Regions from separate parts of the Homo sapiens genome. Here region 1 is linked to region 2. Evidence: read pairs that join two places in POLR2A ChIA-PET (ENCODE). Cell type or tissue: Panc1. All regions are shown on one strand. Each heading gives the region's core, and the rest is flanking DNA. Links, peaks and the distances in the headings are about the cores only. Region 1 overlaps CMIP (c-Maf inducing protein). Region 2 overlaps CMIP (c-Maf inducing protein).

The links. Peaks named below come from ENCODE experiments on the same cell type or tissue, not always from the same donor. Only the 100,000 strongest peaks of a DNase experiment are listed, where the experiment ranks them.
Region 1: POLR2A ChIA-PET joins it to region 2 with 12 read pairs; 3 of 35 experiments call an interaction of 5 or more read pairs at or near these places.

The regions. Positions count from the first base shown.
Region 1 is chr16:81,636,506-81,645,876 of GRCh38, forward strand. The region is part of intron 3 of CMIP (c-Maf inducing protein); the gene reads left to right. The region is part of intron 1 of LOC105371362 (a long non-coding RNA gene); the gene reads right to left. Among named protein-coding and RNA genes, the nearest start is that of MIR6504, 30 kb to the left of the region's middle. RefSeq lists an enhancer at 8,236-8,942 and a silencer at 8,919-9,213. In Panc1, for the core only: no CTCF peak of the experiment used is centred there; no DNase peak of the experiment used is centred there.
Region 2 is chr16:81,579,393-81,588,763 of GRCh38, forward strand. The region is part of intron 1 of CMIP (c-Maf inducing protein); the gene reads left to right. Among named protein-coding and RNA genes, the nearest start is that of MIR6504, 27 kb to the right of the region's middle. RefSeq lists an enhancer at 2,788-3,605. In Panc1, for the core only: a CTCF peak has its summit at 6,660; a DNase peak (open chromatin) is centred at 4,829; H3K4me3 peaks cover 95 bases; H3K27ac peaks cover 4,624 bases.

The DNA.
Region 1 (9,371 bases), core at 2,261-7,260, 57 kb after region 2:
AGGGGGCAGAGGTTGCAGTGAGCCAAGATTGCGCCACTGCATTCCAGCCTGGGTTACAGAGTGAAACTTCGTCTCAAAAAAAAAAAAAAAAAAAAAGTATGGCATTCTGACTAATTTAAGAATCCTGGGGAAAGATACAATATCACCGTCATGATTCCAATTTCTGAAATCTTTGGAGAGTTTTTTCCTTTATTTCTCTTTAATTAAATGCACAATGCATGAACGGCTTCCTGCAATAATTTGAAACATTGCAGATAAAGCTGAGCCCTACCCGTTGGTCCTCCCCCGAGCCACTTCCGTCTCCAAAGAAGACAGCTGTCACCAGCCGGACTTGGTCCCCACCCCCCACCCCCTGAAGCCCCGTGAATTAGATCATATATATGTGTATGTCAACATAGATTATGCATGTATTTGCTACTGTACTTAACAGCATGTTGTGCAGGTGGAATCCACGGCAGATCTTGTAACCCTCCTTCCTTCTTTTTAACTGCTGTTTGCTGTTGCACTGTGGGGGCCACAGTGTAAGCACTTCTCTATTGATGGACATTTAGGGGGTTTCTGGTCACCTTTTTTATTTTTTTTGAGACAGAGTTTCGCTCTTGTTGCCCATGCTGGAGTGCAGTGGCACAATCTTGGCTCACTGCAACCTCTGCCTCCTGGGTTCAAGCATTTCTCCTGCCCCAGCCTCCCAAGTAGCTGGGATTACAGGTGCGTGCCACCATGCCCAGCTAATTTTTTTGTATTTTTAGTAGAGACGGGGTTTCATCATGTTGGCCAGGCTGGTCTTGAACTGCTGACCTCAGGTGATACACCTGCCTCGGCCACCTGAAGTGCTGGGATTACAGGTGTGAGCCACGGTGCCCAGCTGGTCACCTTTATTTTTTCTAAGACATTAACTGTCTTTAGTCAGTGTCCTACTGAACTCAATAGGTGTCATTTATCAAGCCTGAAATGTGACATTTAATTCTCCCAATAGCTCCAGGATGCAAATGCTACTATTATCCCCATTTTACAGATGAGGAAACTAAGGTTCAGAGAGGTGATGTAGTTTGCCTAAGGCTGCACAGCTCATAAGAAGCGGAAAAGAAATTCAAGTGTAGATCTGCCCGACTCTCCGTTTGTGATGATGCACACATCTGCGAGCAAAAACATGGCTTGCTTGAGCCTCTGAGCTCCCAGGAGTGTGCAGGCTGGTGGGGGAGGCAGCTGGCCCATAGGTCGTAGAGTGAGCAAAGAGTGATGAGGGTAGTAAGTTGGCATGCTGAGCATGGGGCTGGGACCTGCCAGCCTCCCTGGCGCAACAGAAATTCATTTCTCATGGTTCTAGAGGCCAGGAAGTCCACCATCAAGGTAGATTGGTGAGGGCTCGCTCCCTGCGTCACAGAGGGTGCCTTCTCGCTGTGTCTCACATGGGAAGGGGTGAGGGAGCTCCCCCAAGCCTCTTTTCTAAGGGCACTGATCCCATTGGTGAGGGCTCCACCCTCATGAACTAATCACCCCCACGAGGCCCCACCTCCTAACACCCCCCCCACTGGGGATTAGGTTTCAATAATGAATTTTTTGAAGATACAAACATTCAGAGCTTAGCACTTGGCTTGTGGCCCCCTCACTCCGGTGTCTGCCTCCATGGTCACATGGCCTGCGCCTCCTCTGTCTCTCCTTTGTATACTTCCTGGGGATACTCGTCACTGGATTCAGGACCCACCAGATAATCCAGCGTGATCTCCCCATCTCAAGATCCCAAACGTGGGATGTTGCATTCACAGATGGCAGGGGTTGATGTGGACATACCTTCTTTGGGGCCACCAGTCACCTCATGACCCAGGCAGGAGTTTGCCTCTCTTAGTGAATGTGTCTCCGGGCACAGCCCTCCCCCCAGAGCATCTTGACACAGGAATGAGCAGAAGAAAATCCCACAGCTCTTGGCCCACCCCCACCTGCACGGGACTCTCTGAGGGGATGGTGCCTGGGATTTGATTAAGGAACCCTGAGAAACTGGTCGTATCCTTATCAAGGCCAGAGCATAACACGCCCGAGGCGACGCTCCTTATTGTCCCTTCTGTCACCTCTCATCCCTCCCCTTGTCCCTTTCCTCTCCCCCCTCTCCCTTCTCCTTGGAGAAGAACCCGGCAGCTTCTGCCTGCACCTGAGAATGTTTTCCCCTCTTTCCCTCTTTCTATAGCCTGTTCAAAATCTTAACTTAAAACCTGCTGAACTGGGTGTTCCTGCCCCAGTTCAGCCTCCTGTGGGAATGAGGGAGGTGCCTCCTGTCCGCACAGCCTCTGGTCAGCCTGAGAGCAGGGAATCCAGGAGGACAGGAGGGGCGGGCAGGCTGTGTTGAGTTTTAGAATTCTGAAAGAGGGGCGCCTGTTCTAGTCCATGAGGAAATGCACTTCTCCAGGCCCACCCCACACCCGGCCCACCCGTGCAGGCTGTTTTTCCACTGCACTCAGTTTTCCTGGAGAAACAGCCCCCGCCGGGATTAGGACCGTGTGAAGATCAGAGAGCCTTTCCAGAATGCCGAGGGAGAGTCCAGGATTGTTCCTGTGTGTGTGGCTCAGTCCCTTCAAGGACCGGAGCTCAGGACCAGGGGGTGACCCTGAGCCAGAATCCTGGTTCCTACAGGGCCGGCTGTGACCTGGAGTGGGTTACCTTTTCCTCTGTGTGTTGTGGTCTTCAAGTCTGTAGAATGGGGGTCGCACCTGTTAACCCCGGCTGCACCACATTCAGATCACCTGGAGATCTTAAATATTCTCTTGTTTAGTTCGGTGAAATATGCATGAGGCATCATTTGAACCAGGTTTAGGTGGCAGTTCAGTGGTTCATTCACGTTGCCGTGCTGCTGTCACCACCATCCGTCTCCAGAACTTTCTCCTCTTCCCAAATGGAAACTCTGTCCCCATTACCCCCTCCCCCAGCCCCTGGCATCCACCATTCTGCTTTCGGTCTCTAAGAATTTGTCTACTCTAGGGACCTCATATGCGTGGAATCACACAAGATTTGGCCTTTTGTGGCTGCCTTATCTCAGCCTAATGTCCCCAAGGTTCATTCATAGTGTGGCCTGCGTCAGGATTTCCTTCCTTTTTAAGACAGAATAATGCTGCAGTGAATGGGTAGACCACACCTTATGTCTCTCTTTATCCATTGGTGGACCTGGGTTGCTTCTGCCTTTTGGCTGTTACGAATGACGCTGCTGTGAACATGGGTGTGCAAATGCACTTTTAAATATACCGGCGCTCAAAAAAGTCCTGATGCATAGGTTCTGCCTGCCCCCAACACCAGTCTGATGGGATTGTCCTGAGGTTGGACTCCGTTATTGGAATTCTAAGCCCCTTGGGTGGTTTTAATGTGTAGCCAGGGTCAAGAACCCTGCCTGATAGAGTCATTTGGGGCACACCTCAGCACAGGGCCCAGTACATAGGAAGCCCGGGGATGTTAGCTGGTGTGATGGTGGCTGCTGGTGTCGGCTGATGTACAGCTTTGTGTGAGAGGACAGCTTGGGGCCGGAATCCTCCCCCATGGCTCCTCTTTGCCAGGGACCCTGTGCGAGCCCCATGCTGACGTCCCTACCCGAATTCTCCTGGAAGTTCCTCCTGTAGCCTCCTGGGTCCCCAGGTGGCTCCCTCTGACCTCACTGATGATGCAGGTGCCCAGGTGTGCCGTTTCTGACGCAGGGCAGGGCCAGGGCTTATGCAATCGGGTAATGGGCTGGAGGCGGGCCTTAGGGTGGAAGTCAGTGTTTCTGTCCCCTGCTGCAGCAAGAGCAGGATAGGACATCAGGCCCCCCCCCCCCCAATTCCCCAGGGAAAGAAAACCCAACCAATTCCAAACCCAGCTCCCACTTTCTCAACCACAGTTGCAGAGGGCCCTGCTGCCTTCTGTGAAATGATGGGGCTGGACGGCTCAGCTCGAGTCACCGCAGTAAGATGGCAGACTGACTGGGACCAGGCGTCCTGGGGTCAGTCCTTGCTTGCTCCTTACAGCTGTCTGGGCTTCCAACAGCTGCTATGACAAATTTCCGTAAACTGTGTTGCTTAAAACAACAGAAATTTGTTCTCACACAATTCTGGGGCCAGATGTCCAAAATCAAGGTGTCAGCAGGGCCACATTGCTTCTGAGACTCTAGGGGAGGGCCTTTTCCTTGCCTCACCCAGCTTCTGATGGTGTCCGGCTATCCTTGATGCGCCTTGGCATCCAGGCTCTGCCTCCATACGTGGAGGTCTCTCTGGAGCATGTGTGTGTGTGTGTGTGTGTGTGTGTGTGTGTCTCTCTCTCTCTCCACATGGCCTTTTTATAACGACGCCAGTCACTGGATTTAGGGCCAACTCTAATCCAGTATGACCTCATCTTAATTATATCTGCGAAGACCCCATTTCCAAAGAAGGTCATAGTCACAGATACCGGGCTTAGGACTTGGACATATGTTTTGGGCAGACACAGTCCAACCCACAACACCAGCTGTGTGACCTGGGCAAGGTGTGAGCCCCTCCTCTCCTCTGCAGCACGTCCACCATGAAATGAGGCTTGTGGGTGAGAACCTTGCTTCTTAGAGGGCTCAGGAACATCTGTGTCACCTGGAAGCTGCTTAATGCAGATTCCCAGGCCTCGCCCAGCTCTGCTGAGCTGGAATCTGCATGGTAACCAGACCCCCAGGCAATTCCTGTGCACACGAATGAGAGTTGCAGGGTAGGTGAAAGGATTTGGTGCAGGGCCTGGCCTAAAGCAGCACCTAACGCATGTTAGCCTTCAGTGCCATTTTCATTCTCCCCACTGCCTGTTCTACCTGCAACAAACACCGAGAGCACCTTCCCTGGGTGGCTGCAGTCACCATCCAACACATCGGAGGAACAGATGAGATGTCATCCCTGCTCCCAAGCAGCTCCTAGCTCAGCGAGGAAAACAGCTACATACAATTTTTTTTTTAATGTGCTCAAACAGCATCTGCGTGATGATTGGATTTTGCCCACGGTGCAGCTGGCCTGAAGAGCCAGGTAGGATGTGGTACTCAGCTGGGAGCCTGACACCAAGGCCAGCTTATCTCCTTGCCAGCCAGGCACGTGGTTACCTAGGCAACCAGCCGATGCCGCAGAGACAGTGGAGCAGGACACCCGCCTGAGTTCCCGCTGTTTCCCTGGAAGCGGCATTGAGCACAGGAGGCCACCACCGGTGGGCATTTAGGCGTTTTCCCCTCTTGCAAACAAATTGCCCATCTCCCCAGGAGCTGGCTTTTCAGGCAGGTGTCCACTGGGCACCCAGCTGCACCAGCCTGCAACTGCCTTTGGGAAACCGAGGAGGCGAGGCTCAACTCTCCGATTTGAAGGCAGCAGAATCATTGATCAAGGCATAGAGGTGCTCAGGTTTGCCTCTCGGAGTGGCATGATGGTCAGGTGCTCAGGATCCAGAGCTAGACCTGGATCCCAATTCTGCCTAGCTCTTAGTAGCTGCATGACTTACCTCACTCAGCCTCGATGTTCTCATCTGTAAAATGGGACTTACATTATACCACTCACCTCATTTAGTGGATGGGATGATTTAAAATGTATTTATACAAAGTGCTTCGCACAGGACCTGGCCTATGGAGTGCCCTTCAGAAGCGATGGCTTTTCCGCTGTCTTGTCACTCGTCATTCATCAGAACCCAGTGTGCGTGCTTGCTGTTCTTGGAAAATGTCAGCCCTTGATATGTAGTAGCCATTATGACTGTAATGAGTAGTTTGGTTAGAATGTTCTGTGCCCTGTCTCACCCTTCAGCCAGACTGGGAGTGTGCAGGGGCTGGTTTGTCTCATCTCTGTATCATTTCCCCCACTCCCTGCCCCTCCATAGAGACAGTGCCCCACTCAGAGTAGGCGTCCCTCCACCCACCTTGAAAACATGAGTCCTGAAGGGTAAGCATTGATTAATTCATCAATGAATTAGTTGGACCAGCAGGTAACAGAGTTCAGTAATTGTGTGGGGTAAATTGGGGTCCCCTAAAAGACCCCTTACACCCTGTGCTGTCCTGTGGCAAAATTTAAACTGATTCAGTGCAGTTGAGGCACGGGGACAGGGCAAAAAGCAACAATATATGTGCATAGCAGCACTATTCATGATAGCCTACGGTGGAGACAACCCAAGAGTTCATCAGCGGATTAACAAAGAAATTGCAGTGTATCTGCCGGGCGCGGTGGCTCTCCTGAGGTCAGGAGTTCGAGACCAGCCTGGTCAACATGGCGAAACCCTGTCTCTACTAAAAATATAAAACTTAGCCAGGCGTGGTGGCGGGCGCCTGTAGTCCCAGCTACTCGGGAGGCGGAGGCAGGAGAATCGCTTGAACCCGGGAGGCGGAGTTTGCAATGAGTTGAGATCGCACCACTGCACTCCAGCCTGGGTAACAGAGTGAGACTCCATCTCGCAAAAAAAAGAAAGAAAGAAATTGCAGCGTATCCATGCAGTGGACTGTTAGTCATGGAAGGGGGTGAAGCAAAGCTGCCACAGCCGGATGAACCTTGAGGACGGTATGCTAAGTGGACAGAAGGCCACATTGTGTATGATTTATATGCAGTGGAAGACACATGTTAACCCACAACAGTTTTGGCAGACACAGTTCCACCCACAACACAAGCTATGTGACCTGCGCAAGGTATGAACCTCTCCTCTCCTCTGTAACACGTCCACCTCGTGGAGGAGAGGAAGTGAGGCATGTGGGTGAGAACCTTGCTGCTTAGAGGGCTCAAGGACATCTGTCTCACCTGGAAGCTGCTGAATGCAGATTCCCAGGCCTCACTGTGGTCACAAAAGGACACATAGTGTATGATTCCATTTATATGCAATGTTCAGAATAGGGGAATCCAGGAACAGAAAGTGGATTGGTAGTTGCCCAGGGGCTGGGGGAGAGTACAATAGGAAGTAACAGCTTAAAAGGGTTTCCTTGGAAGTGATGGAGAAGTGTTGGAAATAGTGGTGGTGGTTACACAACACTGTGCTAAACGCCGCTGAAGTGTTCACTGTAAATGGGTACATGGTGGCCGGGCGCAGTGGCTCACACCTGTAATCCTAGCACTTTAGGAGGCCAAGGCGGGCAGATCATCTGAGGTCAGGAGTTCGAGACCAGCCTGGCCAACATGGTGTGAAACCCCATCTCTACTAAAAATACAAAAATTAGCCGGGTGTGGTGGTGGGCGCCTATAATCCCAGCTGCTGGGAAGGCTGAGGCAGGAGAATCACTTGAACCCAGAAGGCAAAGGTTGCAGTGAGCCGAGGTCATGCCACTGCCTGGGTGACAGAGCGAGACTCTGTCTCAATAAGTAAGTAAATAAATAAATAAATAAGGTTAATGGTTAATTTTATGGTGTGTGGATTTTACCTCAATGAAGTAAATCTATATGTATGTGTATATAGTGATGGCAGCCCCCTGGTGCCTCAGACAGCCTAGTTTCTCAGGCCAGAGTGATGGGCTGTGACTGGTAAAGCCCCTGTGTGATTCCCGGAGGCACTAGGGTTGTCCCTACCAAGCCTGGGGCAAGAAAGGAATCCCAGTCAGAGAGAAAAAAAATAGTGTTCAGTCTAATCCCAGAAGCACCGTTGACCCTATAGCCCTGACCTGTAATGAAAACGAACGAAACATGCATTTACAATATTTCTTTAAAAATGAGATTTTGGGGGTCTCACTTTCTAGTTAAGTTGAGTGTCTTCTCGTTATTTTATACTCCACAATTAGATCACAGATGCCCTCCAGTCATGGTGGTGCTGGTGCCCATGTATTTCACTGGAAATGTGCACAGATAATCGGGACAGTGTTGCCTCCTTCCCTGGAAAATTGTAGCCAAAGCACCGAGGCTGATTTTGTGACATGGATTGTGTGGGCTAGCAGGCATGGGGAATAAGGCCAGGGGGCTGTGTTTGACCCAGGGTGTCTCTGTGGGGAGTGCACCAGCAGGGAGCTGAGAGGTTATGAGCGGGTTTTAGGTTGATGTTGAAGACTTGGCGGCCAAAAGGGCAGTTTGGGGGTAACACCCATGGGACAGTTATGAGGCCTGCATTATATATGAAGGTAATGTGACAGTCTCTGATGCTCACCGGATTGAAGGGAAGCTATTCTGGAGGACTCAAGAAGGCCAAAAATGCTGCCTCCCAAGTGTCCAGTCCTCCCGGAAGCCATGGCTTGCTGGAGATAGCAAATTATTTCCTACACACTTAGCATCTGCAGCCATAGTGAGTCTTGAATCAGGGAAGCCAGGGAAGATAACCAGCCAGCCATTGTCCCCGGGTGTGCAAGGCACAAGTGGGGACATTGCACCTTGGTAGACCTTTTAAGAAAATTCCAAGGCAGGGTCCCAGTGAGATGGGGGCTTGGAGAGGGGGGTCTCCCATGGGAGGAGGTAGGCAAGGGCCCTTTCCTCGGGCCGAACGCAGTGCCACACACATACTAGACCTCAGCATCGATGGGTAGAGGCAAACATGCATGCTCCTGGGCCCGTGGGGACGTGATGACAGGGACACCAAGACTTTCGGATAGCACTGCCCGACGGAGCATTCTGCGATGATGAAAATGTTCTCTGTCTGCACCACTATAGTCACCACTAGACACAGCTGGCTACCGAGTAACTGTAATGTTACGATGTGATCAAGATGCTGGATTTGTAGTTGTATTTCATTTTAATGAAGTTCAGTGTGCGTAGCCACCTGGGGCTGGTAGCTTCTGGACTAGGCAGCTCCGCTGTAGGACCTGCACTGGAAAAAGTTTTCAAAGCCGGGCTGGGTCCTCCCTGGCTCATATTTCCCTGTGGGGTCCTCCTCCACTCTGCAGTGCCATGGGCGCGCCCGTGCAGCGTCCTCTCTTCACGACAGGTGGTGGGGAGCATGCGTGCTTGGGTGTGTACGCGCGCGAGCCCCAGAGGCTGCGGCAGCAGCAGAGCAGCAGAGCAGCAGCCCCTGCCTGGCGCGACGTGCTTCCAGTGCATTCTGAGTCACTCCTCTCCTGGCAAGGGGCACATTCCTGCTGACGACTTGTCTCCCGTGGAGGAGCAACAGGCTCTGCTTTCCCTGGCCTGAGAACCCTGGCATATGTGCTTGCCTCTGCTGACAGTTGCCAGAGCGATGGCAAGTGTTGCCCAGGTAACGTCCCTTCCTTGACAAGCAGAGAGGGTGAGGACAGCGCTGGAGTGGCTGACTCTGCCAGACGGGAAGCAGGAGGCTCTGCCTGCTGTCTCTGCTTGCCGCTGGCTGGTGGGGCTTGGGCTCGGATGTGGGGAGCCCTCCTGAGTTCTACCTCCCTGGACTACTCCTTTACAGAACTTGGTAGGTGAAAACAATCAGAGCTGCTGTTTAGCCAGGAACTGAGCTAAGTGTTTTATATATTATCTCATGAAATAGTCACAGCAAGCCTTTGACAG
Region 2 (9,371 bases), core at 1,901-6,900:
TGCCCCAAAACAGCCCTCCAGACCTCGGAAGCCAGTTTCTAACTGGACAGCAATCCTGCCCCTTAGTGTCATGTTCACCTTGAGCCTCCTTCTTGAAGGAAACCAGCAGAACCCTGCCAGGCCCTTTCTTGGTTGTCTCACTGGGAAGAGGGAAAATGTGGACTTGGAGAGATTGTCCCTGAACCATAGCAGGTGTGGAAGAGGTAGAGGGGGCATGGCCCAGCCCTGCTCCCCCCTGAAGGCAACACCTCCCGCTGAGTGTCACCTGCCTTCTGTTTTAAGGGACTCTGGGCAAAGATTTCATGTAAAAAAAGAGTTCTGCCACTTAAAAAAAAATGGATCACGAGGTCAGGAGATCGAGACCATCCTGGCTAACATGGTGAAACCCCGTCTCTACTGAAAAATACAAAAAAATTAGCTGGGCGTGGTGGCGGACGCCTGTAGTCCCAGTTACTCGGGAGGCTGAGGCCGGAGAATGGCGTGAACCCGGGAGGCGGAGCTTGCAGTGAGCCGAGATCGCACCACTGCACTCCAGCCCGCCTGGGCGACAGTGCGAGACTCCGTCTCAAAAAAAGAAATTAAAAAAAAAATGATATGACAGGTTTAAAAAGTTTGAAGCTAGGATAACTGTGGCTCAACTTGTCTTTCTGAAGAACGGATATTTCCAGTAGAATGGAACCAGTGTCTTGGGGCTCCCAAGAGTTCATTCTCCCCTTAAGATGGAGGCAGGGGTTTCCTAACCTGCTTAGCTGCCTTGACACCCTCCCTCAGCTCCCATTCCTAATCTCCAGCTTTACAGCAGCTGTGATGTAGGGCCTTGAGGGCAGGGCCGTGATCAGACCCCTTTAGGGGACAGACAAGAATCAGAGAAGCGAGGTGCCCTATGTCTCCCGGCTCTGGAGCCTGTTTGTGACATGGTGAGCTACACGCTGGGCACTAAGCTAAGGTATTTTTGTCTTTCTAATTGAGATAAATTCACCTCATATGAAATTGCCCACTTAATTTATTTTGGGTTTGTTTTCTTTCTCTTTTCTTTCTTTTTTTAATTTTTTTATTTTTGAAATGGAGTCTCACTCTGTCACCCAGGCTGGAGTGCAGTGGCGTGATCTCGGCTCACTGCAACCTCTGCATCCTGGGTTCAAGCAATTCTTGTGCCTCAGCCTCCCAAGTAGCTGGGACTATATAGATGCCTGCCACCACACCCAGCTAATTTTTGCATTTTTAGTAGAGACAGGGTTTTGCCATGTTGGCCAGGCTGGTCTCGAACTCCTGACCTCAAGTGATCCACCCGTCTTCGCCTCCCAAACTGCTGGGATTACAGGCGTGAGCCACTGCTCCTGGTTGCAGTGAGCCGAAATCATGCCACTGCACTCCAGCCTGGGCAACAGAGCGAGACTCTGTCTCAAAAACAAACAAACAAGAGCATAGTTCAGCGGCCTTTAGCAAATTCGCGATGTTGTGTAACTGCCACTTCTATCTAATTCCGAAACCTCTTCTCCACCCCAGCACGAAATCTCGTGCCCATTAGCAGTCATTCCCCATTCCCCTCTCTTCCAGCCCCCTGACAGCCATCAATTTCTGTCTTTTTGGGCTTTCCTCTTCTGGACTTTTCATAGCAGTACAATCACACAGTACATGGTCTTTTTCCACTGGCTTCTTTCCCTCAGCGTCATGTTGTCAGGGTTCTTCCGTGTTGCAGCATGTGTCAGCACTGCCTTCCTTTTGATGGCAGAATGATACTCCATTGTCTGTATGTATCATTTTTCTTTCTTATCCATTCATCTGTTGATGGACGTTTGTGTTGTTTTCACCTTTTTGGCTGTCGTGAATAAGCGGCCGTGAGCATTCTTGTACAAGTGTAGTCATGCATTGTTTCACGATGGGGATACGTTCCGGGAAGCGCGTAGTTAGGTGATTTAGTCACTGAGCGAACATCCTGGAGTGTGCTCACAGAAGCCTCGATGGTGTAGCCTGCCTCACACCTGGGCTGTGAGGTGCGGCTTATTGTTCCTAGGCCACAAACCTGTACAACAGGTTACTCTACTGAATACTGGTGGCAGTTGTAACATAGTGGTAAGTATTTGTGTGTCTAAGCATATCTAAACATAGAAAAGGCACAGTAAAAATATGGAATCATAATCTTATGGAACCGCAGTCATAAATGTGGTCCATCGTGACCAGAACGTTGTTATGCAGTGCTTGGCTGTATTTGTTTGAGTCCATGTTTTCAGTTCTTTGGGGTATTCACCTAGAAGGGGAATAGCCGAGCTTGGCATTTTAGGAATAGTGCTATCCTTATTCCTCACCATAACACCCTGAGGTTGCTACAGAGGGAAAACCGAGGCACAGGGCAAGGGAACCACTTCCTCACGCAGACAGCTCTGGGGTGGCAGAGCTGGGGTTGGGACCCAGGGAGCCTGATCCCCAGAACCCTTTAGTCCCTGCTCTTTTCCTTCTCTGCAGAGGGGCCTTGTATTAATCAGTTCTTACCTTGCTCTAAAGAAATACCTGAGACTGGGTAATTTTAAGAAAGGAGGTTTAATGGGCTCACGGTTCTGCAGGCTGTGCAGAAAGCATGGCAGCATCAGCTTCTGGGGAGGCCTCAGGTGGAAGGCAAAGGAGGAGCCAGCACATCACATGGCTTGAGCAGGACGAAGAGAGCTGGCGGGGAGAGGTGCCACACACTTTAAACCACCAGATCTCATGAGAACTCACTATCACGCCAACAATACCAAGAGGGATGGTATTAAATCCTGAGAAACTGCCCCCATGATCCAATCACCTCCCACAGGCCCCTTCTCCAACATTGGGGATTATAATTGAACATGAGTCTGGGGTGGGGACACAGACCCAAACCATGTCAAGCCTCTTCCCCAAATGTTCAGCCCAGTGCCTCCAGGAACCCCTCCTTGGAATATTTTTTTTGCCAACTTGCCAGGGTGTCCCCAGTCTCCTTGAGCGTGACAGGGCCAAGGCAGTGCTTCTGAAAGCCACTTATCAGACTGAGCTTGAGAAGGGATGTGTGGGGACTGGGAAGGGTCCTCAAAGGCCTCCCCTAAAGGGTAGCAAGTGGTTTTTCATTGCTCCCTGGAGTCCAGTGGGCTGGGTTTTCAGTTGTAAGGACCTCTGAGCTTTGAGTCATCTGTGCACCTTGTTGATGGTAAACGGAGGAACACCCTGCTTATTCAGAGACCACTTTCCAGCAAACACTCCGAACCCAGCCCAGAATCCAGGTAGAGAAGTGTACCAAAGTCACGGTGGCTGCCACACTCTAACTCTTTGGTTGCATTCCCAGCAGGGCCTCGCTCCCATGCAGGGCACAGTCCTGACTAGTGTATTGCTTGGGTTTCCAAGACCATGAAACTAAAAGCAGCAAATCAGGATGAAGCAAGAGGGAACGCTTTCATGAACGGCGAGCGGAATGCCCAACAGCACAAAGTCGGCGGGGGTAAAACGAAAATGACAGAAAGAAAATGAAGATAAAGAGTGCACGGCAGTTGGGGGACACCATTCGGGGGCCAGCAGCTCTCCACTGCTTCAGGAGCTCCTGACGGTGGCAGTGTGGGGTAGCAGATGCTCCAAGGGACAATTGCATCAGCAAGAAAGGGCAAAGGCTACTCCCTGCCATCTGCTTAAAGCGAGGAAAGAAGGAGTGTTTCTATCTAAAATTATTTAAATTTCTCTAAAGGGCCTTGGCACTCAGAGGGTAAGCTCTGGCTGGCATTGCCTCTGACCTTGGCCGTCTGATCAGGCAGTGAAAGAAGGAATTGTTCCTGGGGTTGCAAGGGAGTTGCTGCCAACATCTGGCCTGCCTGGCCCCTTTGTCTCCCTATTGACGGCGACAGCATTGGGCAAGTCCTGGGCCTCATGTCTGTGCGAATGTCCCCACCCTGTCACCGGCACTTCCCCCCGGGGTCGGGGCTCCGGGCCTCTCATACAGCTGTGGGCCTGATGGTAGAAAAGGAGGCTCTGTTCTTTAACCCTGAATGGGATCGGCCACTGATCTATTCTTGTCACTTGTTGAGCAACTGTTCTAGGCTAAATCTGAATTCTTTCTCAGTTAGTGCCCGAATTTGCTTTTTAAAAATAAGTCATTGGGAATACTTGACCCTGGGCAGAGAGCGGGACCAGCACTCAATGAAACTTGTCAATAGAGTTTCTCACGGCCGGGTCACAGACGTGGAGGGAGTGACTGAGTCCCAAGAGAAGACCCACTGTCTCACTGTGTTTCCTCTCACTGTCAGCCCCAACCGAGGCTTATTGGGGGTACTTTGTTTCTCCTTTGGACCTAAAGTCCTCTGTCTGTCGTTGCAGAGGCACTTCTAGATACCCCTTTCCCAAGTGGTTTCTGGGAAAGACGAGAGCATCTGAAAGCCTTATGGAGGCTACTGAATACAAGGCCAAGGGGGCTGGATTTTTCTCTGTAGGCAAATCAGGGATATTCAAAGTCACTGAGCAGAGGAACAACACATTTGAGTTGTGTTTTGGGAAGAAAACTCTGGCGACAGTGTTTTGGGTAGAGAGGGAATCGTTGGAAGCAGGAAATAAAGATTGGAAGCCTTTGGAATATTCCAGAAGAAAAATAAGAGGAGGCAGAGGTAGGATAGAGGGCAAGGGAAGGTGTGGAGGAATTGAAGGGCAAGAAGCAGCTGGCTCTGACCCTGGTGACTCACTAGATTCAAGGGCTGGGAGCGCCGAATCCAAGGGAGAAGTGGAGTTGGAGTGTGGCCGAGCAGTAGGCGTGGTTGCCACAAGCCAGGCCTGGGAAGACGGCCCCTAGCGCCCACCAGCACCAGGTGGTGGGTTCAGCTTGCATTGCCATCACTGGAGTGTAAGCCCCCTACTAGAAGGAAAACTCCTTGGAGGCAAGGAGCTCTTTCTGTTTTGTTGAACAATGTGTCCGTAACACCTAGAACATGCTGGAAGTACTTCGATGTCCTCCAGCAAGCACTCCGTAAATATTTGATGAATGAATAAACTGTGAGTCTGAAGCGTAGGAAGGAGACTCTTAATCCAGTTTTTAGGTTGTTTGTTTCAAGCTGAGTGTAAGGCCATGTTTGTATATGTGTTTTATGTGTGTATATATGTATGTAAGTGTAAAATCATCCTTCTTTTTGTCAGAATGACCCTGTTTTTACCTCGAGTGGTCAGAGTAGTCTGTGAGAATGGCTGAAACCATTGGTCTGTTAAGAGTGTGCCCGTGTAGATCAGCTGCAGTCCCACATAATGACAGGAGCCTTGGTTCATCCAACTAGGAAGACTGAAGCTCATGGAAATAAACATCAAACTAGCCCGGCGCCGTCCATCATCCGAATTATCAACACATCGTGAGATGCCAGGAAATGACTTTCTGTTCTTGAATTGGCCTCTGGAGGAATCCCCTGAGACCCTAGTACTTCATTCTCCCTCTGTCCAGTAAAGGAACGCTTCTGCAAGGAAGGGGTTCATGTGGCTGTGGATGAAGCCTGCTGGGCCTGGATGCCTCCATGAGTCAACTCCCCCAACTGTTCAGACCCCTGTGAAGGGAGAGCAGAGGCTTTGAAATGGCCATTTTAATATCACCCGTAAGTTTGGAAAATTCTTAGAATTCATTGCATTCGTGTGGAACTTCTTTTTCATTGAGGTGAAATTCACATAATGTAAAAACCACATGTAAATGTACAGTTCGGCCAGGCATGGTGGCTCACGCCTGTAATCCCAGCACTTTGGGAGGCTGAGGTGGGCAGATCACTTGAGTTCAGGTGTTTGAGACCAGCCTGGCCAATATGGCAAAACCCTGTCTCTACTAGAAATACAAAAATTAGCCAGGCATGGTGGTGGGCACCTGTAATCCCAGCTACTCAGGAGGCTGAGGCAGGAGAATTGTTTGAACTCAGGAGTTGAGGTTGCAGTGAGCCGAGATTGTGCCATTGTACTCCAGCCTGGGCAAAAGAGTAAGACTCTGTCTCAAAAAATAATAATAATAAATGTACCATTTGGTGGCATTTAGTACATTTATAATGTGCAATCACTACCACTTCTATCTAGTTCCACAATATTCTCATCACCTCAAAAGGAAACCCGTGCCCATCAGCAGTCAGCCCTGCTCCCCTCCTGCCAGGCCATGACAGCCGTCTGATTTCTGTCCTGTGGATTTGCCTATTCTGGACATTTCATATACGTGGATCAATTCCATTCTGAAACCCTTTGTATCAGGCTTCTTTGATTTAGGATCACATTTTCAAGGTTCATCCATGTCGTAGCGTGTGTCAGTACAAATTTAACGGCAGACACCGCATGGCACAGTACCTTTTGGCCAGTCCACTTCCCTGGACCTTAGAAATTCCTTTGCATCTGCTGGAGGATTGGGCTGGAGAAGAACCCCACCTGTCCTGACCCTGCAGCCCCAAATGCCCTTCCATGTCCCTGGCCCAGCAAAATCCTCCTCACTTCTCAAGATTCGGCTGTGAGCAGAGTTAGTGGCTGTCTTCCTCTTTACTGCTCTGTAAGAGTTGCTGCCCCTGTCGTAGCACCTGTCTCACCAGCACTGATCACCTCCCCCATTCTCCATGAGCTCCTGGAGCATGGTGCCCAGGGCGCTGCCGGGGAAGGCCTGTTAGTGAACGTGTGGTCCAGGGAACAAACGCATGGCATTCTCACAGCCGGACTCCATTGCTCCCTCTAGCTTCAGGGATTGGTCATGTTGTCATCTGTTTGTGCTCCTATCTTTTTTTTTTCCAGAAAGGATTTGGGGTGGGGGTGGGTCTAAACAGCTACTTGTAGAGACAGCCCCGCCCCACACCTACCTTCTGTCATCAGGACCCCACTTACCAGGCTCTTTCAGAGATGGGATTTTGGGCCCTATTGATGGGATAGTGAAATGGACAAAGCAACTTTACTACTATTTTGATAACACAGTTTACTGTAGTAGAGGCGTGATGCATCTCTTCTTGCATTGGAGGTGGTAATTTGTGGGTGCTATTATCATCGAAACAGCGATAGTAGAAAGAGATAGTCGTTCACTGCCTACTTGTTTGTAGACAGTAGCAACAGTGATCCTTGGGGGCCCAAGAGTCCCTCTTCACAAGGCCTGTTCACATACATTTACCTAGTGTCTCCCGTACTAGGAGAATTAAATCCCAGTAAGCCCTCACATTCCTCAGTGATCCGGTGTAACTCCAAGCACTGTAGCCTGCCACGCAAGGCTCTCTGTAATCGAGATTTAATCAGTTTTTATGACTCACCTCCTTCAACTTCTCTCTCTCTGCCCAATAAACTCCTATTCATCCTTCAAAGCCCAACTCAAACATCGCATACTCTCTGAAGTATTCGTCCCACTTTCCCTCGGGCTCCTCTGCCTCCACACCTGCACACATACACATGGAATTCTACTAATGTGTAGACATCTGACTCCCCACTCAACTGTGGAGTCCTTAAGGAAGGGGTTCTGGACTATGTCACACAGATGTTAGACAAATGAACCGAGGGGGCATTTGCATGGGTGCTTAAAGTGAGGTAAAGGAGAGAAGAAAGTAGAGAACTCAAAGAGGAGAGCTCGCTGGATTCAAATCTGGGGTGTTCCGGAATTCTAGGTATTCACCTAAGTCTGTTGGGACCCATGAGCTGTTTTCCCAATTTAGAAAAGTAAAGAACAGGCTACATGAGATGAAATCTGTGTGGTTGGTTTTTGTTTTTGATGCAGTGTGTGCAGTGTGATTCCCTAATAGCAGTTAACTGGTATTGATTTGAAACAGAAATGCAGAAGGGCAGGGAGTCAGAGGTGTTTATACAGGAGAAAGGGAACCTGCATGACTCATTACCACGGGGCAGGGTCTAGGGGAGCGCACTGGACACTGGAGCCAGCTTTACAGCTGGGGTCCACTCTGATGGGGCCGCCCATTCCTGGGCTGTACCAGCGATTAAACATTTGAAACACCACCTCTGCTCATTATATGATGAGTATGTTTGGTAGGCAGAATTTTGAAAGGTGGAGTGCTGTGGGTGGAATCGATGAGGCGGTCAGTCTGTGTCTGTGCCATATGTACTCGGGGGCCTGTGACCCAGTGGGGGGCCGGTTTCACCTCTGTTCAGCCAGAGCCACCACAAAGTCCTTGCTTCCCCAGCTGCTGCACAGATTGCGCAGATCATCATCCCCATCACGGTAAAGCTTTGAGGTGGGTGTTCTTCTCATTCCCATTTTACCAATGAAAAAACCAAAGGTGCTAGAGATGAAGTGGCCGCCAAAGGCCACCCAATGGGTGAGCTACAGCGCTGGAGTGGGAATCTCAGCCGTCTCTGCTCCATCTTCCAGAACTTTCCTCTACTGCTCCTGACTTCCTGAAGTGACCAAACCTGTCTCTCCCTCCTCCCCTGACTTCAGGGAGCAGATTTTTCATGGTGATTTTAGAGAGCACACGTTGATCCCCTCCTGAGGGTGAGAGCCTCAGATGTTTTGGGCCTGACTGTCCAGCCTCCTGGAGAAAGGTGGCCAGGTCCGTGTGTGGACAGCCAGTGTGCGGGTGCATGAGTCAAGCTCCCTTGTCACATATCCTGGAAACCCTCCATGGAAGCCTGCAGCCCCCAGGCCAGCGCTGAGGCAGGAACGGTCAGGGATTTCCCACTTGAAACACACCGTCTAAGGCTGCCGGCTCTTGCTTCCCCAGGAACTACTGCATTTGTCTTGATATTATACCCTGCCTGCCTCCAAGAGGACCGAGGCTTTTCAGAGCTGAGACACTGTGTGGAAGGAGGCAATTAGGATCAAACAGAACGAGACCCTCCGGATCCCCAGGGCTGGGCCGATCACCCCAAGCTTTGTTTGGCCGTCTCGGAGCTCTCTGTTGAGGTAGCAGAAAGGGAAAGACGGCTTGCATAGTTTTTGTTTTTTGGCCAGAAAAAGTACCCAAGTCTGTCTTTCAAAGTAGATGCCTTTCTTCTCTCTCTCTTTTTCCCCAGTCCCAGATTAAACCTCTTTTTAAGAGATTTGGGGGAGACTTGTCCCTTCCAGTTGATTCTCTGAAGGCAGAAGTTTTCTCTTTAAATCTGGAGCCACGCTTGTCAGGTGTGGTCCCGGTGTGCCACCGTCCATTGACCTCGTTTACGGGCAGGGTGCTGTACCTTGGGAGGCGCTGAGCAGTAGCCCCAGTGCTTCTCCAGCATTGTCGGTGTGACAATTACATCATTACCTACTTCTTCTGAAATGACATGGCCATGGCTTCAGTAATTGCCAAAACCCAACATCCTCGTTCTCTGTTATCTGCTTGGTTTGCTTTTCACCTACGCTTATCATCACTTAACATCCTGTGTATTTCACTTATTTGTCTTTTCTGTCTGTCTCCCCCAGCATGCAGGAGACCCTGTGAAAGCCGGTGTGCTGTTTAGTCGTGGGGCAC